Linked DNA regions of Homo sapiens: region 1 is linked to region 2. The links are chromatin contacts, found by Hi-C in ENCODE. All regions are on one chromosome and are shown on one strand. Each heading gives the region's core, a stretch centred on a gene start or an enhancer-like site at or near the end of the contact. The rest is flanking DNA. Distances are from core to core; before and after follow the strand shown.

Evidence for each region. A loop is a pair of places that touch in the nucleus more often than their neighbours do. Pooled maps may share reads with other maps.
Region 1: a loop to region 2 is called in a pooled map, with 6 times the contacts of the local background. The contact joins two enhancer-like sites. A Hi-C loop is called at or near these places in 6 of 37 single-sample maps with no recorded cell type and 11 of 50 pooled maps.

What each region holds. Positions count from the first base shown.
Region 1 is chr9:71,781,877-71,784,576 of GRCh38, reverse strand. No RefSeq gene overlaps it. Among named protein-coding and RNA genes, the nearest start is that of CEMIP2, 15 kb to the right of the region's middle. Within about 2 kb of position 1,261, at least 12 of the 41 ENCODE cell types and tissues checked have a DNase peak (open chromatin) inside an H3K27ac peak, as active enhancers do.
Region 2 is chr9:70,556,741-70,559,440 of GRCh38, reverse strand. The region is part of intron 22 of TRPM3 (transient receptor potential cation channel subfamily M member 3); the gene reads left to right. Among named protein-coding and RNA genes, the nearest start is that of KLF9, 140 kb to the right of the region's middle. Within about 2 kb of position 1,265, at least 2 of the 41 ENCODE cell types and tissues checked have a DNase peak (open chromatin) inside an H3K27ac peak, as active enhancers do.

The DNA.
Region 1 (2,700 bases), core at 12-2,511, 1.2 Mb before region 2:
GTGGCAATGAGTGACTTTTCCCTCTATTAGTTCCTCTGAGATATGATTTCTAAAAAGAGCCTGGCACCTTCCTTCCCTCTCTCTTGCTCCCTGTCACCTTCCACCGTGAATGAAAACTGCCTGAGGTCCCCACCAGAAGCAGATGCTCAATGCCATGCTTCTTGTACAGCCTCTAGAAACATGAGCCAAATAAACCTCTTTTCTTAATAAATTACCCAGCCTCGGGTATTCTTTTATAGCAACCCAAAATGAACTAAGACAATAGCTAACAAGATTAACAATAATTCCTTAAAGCACCTGATTCCTTGTCCATATTGAAATTTCTTCATTTGATCCCAAATGTGTCTTCCATTGATCCACTCAGATAAAGATCCAGTCAAAGACTACATGTTGTACTTGATTATTGTGCATTTTAAGTCTCTCGTGGTCTGAAACAGTTCCCTTCCTTGCTCTGGCCTGTAACTATTTTCCTCTTTTGACCAGCAAATAATCTGTGGTGGCAGGGTGGAGAGGGTGTCAATACAAAGTTTGACTAAGGTTGAGTATATATAACATGGGCTAATCATACAAAAATATTTTACTTATTTATTTATTTATTTTTGAGACAGAGTCTCGCTCTGTCACCCAGGCTGCAGTGCAGTGGTGTGATCTTGGCTCACTGCAACCTCCACCTGCCAGGTTCTAGTGATTCTTGTGCCTCAGCCTCCCGAGTAGCTGGGATTACAGGCATGTGCCACTGCACCCAGCTGAAAAATCTTTTATTTAAACGCCACTGATGTTTGTCTTTCCTAGAAACAAACTGAATATGAACATGGAAGTCAGTATTATTTTTACTATTTTCTCCAGCAGAATGACTTTACCACTCTCAACTTGTGGTTAGCACGAGATATTACATCTAGATACTTCCGAAGGCAGAGGGGAGCAAGAGAAGAAAAGTCATATTAGGACCTAATAATCCTCTTGTTCCCCTCAAAATCCAAACCCCAAATCTAAATCGGTGATACCGACTTTTAAAAGCAAAGCTGCAAATAGGTGATGTGGGTCCCCTCTCCCTCCCCCACTCCAAACAACTTGAGCCTTGTGTAAGCAGCTGCCAGACCTGCCCCGGGGCAAGGAAGAGCATGCAGCAGGTCAGGACGGTATATGACATGCTGGCACAAACACCCGTTGTCCCACCTCCACCCTTTCCACCCTCCGTGCGTCAGCTCCCCTGCAGCACATGCCGTGAGCAACTGTGCTGCTGACAGTGTTATTTCCTGTCACGAAATGAAATGTGTAAATGAAAGTACAAAAGAATGGAGGGATGACTGGTGGCCCTGTCACACTGGTGACACCTAGGGCCTAGCTGTAGGAAACATGTCTGGCTGGCTGCCCCGCCTCCTCACGCCAGTGCTTTTCCCAGCCTGAGCATCTCCATCTCTCAGTGATATGCTGTCCAGGCTTGGAACATTCTGCTCCTTTGGCCACTCCAGGTGTGGGCATCTCTTGCCTCCTGTTTTACATTGGTTTTTCAGTCTGTCACAGTTGAATCCCTTTAGCTGTTCACACTGTACTGAGATTATGGGCCCATGGATCTCTGTGCTGGAAGGGATGTCATTGGCACCAGCACCCACCCAACAAATAGTGGAATGTCCTTGTCACTATTGCTTATATGCAGTTGGTGAAGTGGTTAAGAGCAAAGACACCCTTGGTTCACATTCCTGGCACCTACTGGCTATATAATCTTACACAAATTACTTAGTCGCTTTTAGTTTCCTCATTTGTAAAATGTGTGGATTGGCAGGATGAATATCTATCTGTAAAACACACACAGCAGTGCCTAGCTCATAGCAAGCATTCTATAAGTGTTGCTATTTGCATATACCTGTCCAATCTCTTCATAAACACATCCAGGGATGTGAAGCTCATGAAGCTACCTTTACAAGGAAGCAAGCTCATAAAACAAGACATTTAATCTTTGGTGAATTCCAACAATCAGATACAGCTCCTTATAGTGTGTGATTATTATAGGGAAAGAAGGAAATGTGTTGCCAAAAATATACTGGGCCTTGTGGAAGATTTTTGGCTACATTCTTGTCACCTTGTGGAATTATTTATTCCCATTTTATCAATTTGCATGTGGCAAAACTGAAGCACAGAGGATTTGGGAAATTTGTCCAGAGTCAAACAATGAGTAGATGGTTGAGTCAGGATTTGAACTTGGGCTTTTTAGACTCTAGCATCTTCAAATATTGGAAGATAGTAGTCATTTTCCAATGAGACTTTAGTTTTTCACAGTGGTTGGCACATAATAAGTTATCAAATGATAGATATTGTGATCTATTTGTTTGTTTTGTTTTTTGAGACAGGGTCTTGCTCTGTCACCCAGGCTGGAGTGCGGTGGCACTATCATGGCTTACTGTAGCCTCAACTTCCCAGGGTCAAGGGATCCTCCCACTTCAGCCTCCTGAGTAACTGGGACCACAGGCGTGTGCCACCACGTGAAGCAAATTCTCGTATTTTTTGTAGAGATGGGGTTTCACCATGTTGCACAGGCAGGCTGGTTTTGAACTTCGGGCGACCTGCCTCGGCCTTCCAAAGTGTTAGGATTACAGGCATGAGCCATCATGCCTGGCCATGACTGTTAGTTTCTATAATACTTTGTATGTTGTCAAGGCCCTTTTGAACCATCCCTTCCTGCATACAATATGCATTTATTCG
Region 2 (2,700 bases), core at 16-2,515:
CAAAAACCAAAAACCAAAAAATCTATTTTTTCCCTCTGTCAGTTTTTTGCTCTCACAGGAGCCACCCTATATTGACAGGTCATGATGATACTTGTTGAGGTCTTGACATAAACAGGAAAATAGACACCCAGTGAAATAGAGGAGCTGTAACTCACAGAATGTGGCCTGACATTGCAGGTCACATGTGCAGTGTGTGACATCCATGTCTGCAGGCATTCAGCCATTGTTTATTGAGCACCTACTATGTGCCAGGTAGTGTTCTAGAGGCTGTTTAGTGAACAAGAGAGACAAAAATCTTGCCCTGTGAGGCTTATATTCCAGCAAGGGATGTCATTGACTTGTTATTATAAAAGTTTATGTATGAAAAACATTTCAACCATTGGAAGGCTGTGCTCCAAAACCCCCCACAACATCTATAGGGAGGGCTTTCTTACTATCATCCATGTACTTTGGCAGAATTCTACCTGAACAACCTGTTAATTTGTTCCAGAGCCCAATCATCTATTTCTACTTATTAATGCATAGTTAACACAAATAGCATTTCCAGGCTTCTGCCATGTGATGTGTCAATGTGACCCCCATAAGTAAACCATAGAGAATCTGAATCTCCAAATGTTTGATCCCTTCTAATTTGCCACTGCTGCATAGATGTAGCCTTCCCATTCTGTACCTGCACGTGACTTTGAGGCCCTACGACTTAATCTTAAGCTATGACCAGCTTCTAGAATAAGTTTTCTTCACTTTAACTTTGGCCAGGTGCTTGGCCAAAGTTTCCCAGCTGCATTAATCCTACAGGTTTGATAATAGGTCTAATCTGTGTCATTAGTTTCTGAGTCAAAGATCCCACTTGGACAAAATTCGAGCTTTATCAGTATAGGCCCTTTACTTTATACTTTGGGGAAGAAGGGGAGCAGCATGGCCTCTGGCTCCTGGCAATAATTCAACCTTGGTATCAGATCAGGTTTTACATCCCGCATTGCTCCTTCCAATCTTTCCATGCCATTCCAAGACTCCAAATGCAGTCTCTCAGCAATGAGGTGCCCAAAATATGAACATCTCTTATTACTGGCTTGTGGACAAGGGCTAGAGGTGGGGGTAATTGTATCAGTCAAGACTAATTACAAGTAACAGAAACCCAATTGAAATCGACTTAAGAAAAAGAATCGCATGGTTTTTATGACTATAGAAGGCTGGTTTTAGGCATGGCTGAGCCAGGAATCAGTTTCTGTTCTCTGTGATAGAGTCACTCTTGGGCAGGCCTTCTCTACTTGGTAGCCTTACGTTGTATTGTGAAAAGAGAACTTCTCTTTTATACTAGTTTCAACAAAAGTTCCAAGGCTGATGCTTATTGAGCTGATTGATCAGGTGTGGGTCACATGTCCATCCCTGAACCGATCACTGCAATCAGGGAATAAAATACACTGATTAACCTTCTCCTAGATTTGGCATTGAAGTTCATTTCACCCGTACTTCATGGACTGAGACTGGACAAGGGGTGGTTCCACAAAAGGAAACTAGGATGGGGAAATATACACTGGGCAGTTGGAACCAGTCAATATCCACTAGAAGGACTCTGTACTGACTGTCACCATGAAAGAGGGAGGTGACAACATGCCACTTGGTATGGAGGTGGTACTGACCATGCATTTGCCTCTTGCAAAAGGACTGAGAGAAAAGCCACCCAAATGTCAGGTCCCAAAAGCAAGGAAGGAGGAGGCCCAGGGGAAGTCACCAGCCTACGTTTCCTAAACATCCACCCATGTGCCATCTTGGGTGCATGTCCCGGGGGCATTTCTCTGGGAACATAAATCTCCAGATACTGGTTGGTGCTATATGACATTCCAGATAATTTATTCCCCATCCTGGAATCTGCTGCTTATCAGGGTTTTAAGGCACCAGTTCATCTTCATCAGTGGTAGACATCTGTAAGCTTGAGTCATAGCACTTTTTAGGTTGGTAACTACCCAGAACAAGGACATCATTAGAAACCATTATAGAACAACATTTTGCATTAACTGCTGCATATAATGCTCTTTCTTTGCTGATATTACCAAATGAAGGCTATTTCTTAACTATTCATTTTTACCATCATCATCATGGTAACAAGGATCATCTAATTCACGGATATTGCCGTTACTGCTGTAGAAACTAGATAATGTTCCTCAGGCTGGTCCTGACTACCAGACTGCTCTGTATGGCCAGGCTAGAGGGACTATCACAGTTCAAATGTGAGTGCTTCCTCAGAAACCCCATCCAAGCTCATATCACACAATAATGCAAAGCTTTGTACCCTTTCTATGTCTCTACCAAATTACAAGTTCTTTAAGAACAGGAAGCATCTCTCTAATTCCCAATATACCCTGTATTCAGCATATTATAACCACTGAATACATGTTTGTAGAGTAAGCGCTATTCTTAGTGATTGCAAAACAAAGGGGAATAAAACATAGTTCCTGAGAAGCTCAAAGTCTATCAATTACAGAAATAAAAATACCAATCATGACTCAGCTAATGTTCATTGAGTGCTATGTGCTAGATACTGAACTACATACTTTGCATGCATTATCTTGTGTAATGATCTTGACAGTACATTACTTGACAGTAATATACCATTATTACTCCCATTTTACAGATGAAGAAGCTAAAGTTTATGGACAAAGCTAAAGTCAGATCATTTGAAAATGGCAGAGTCAGGGTTTT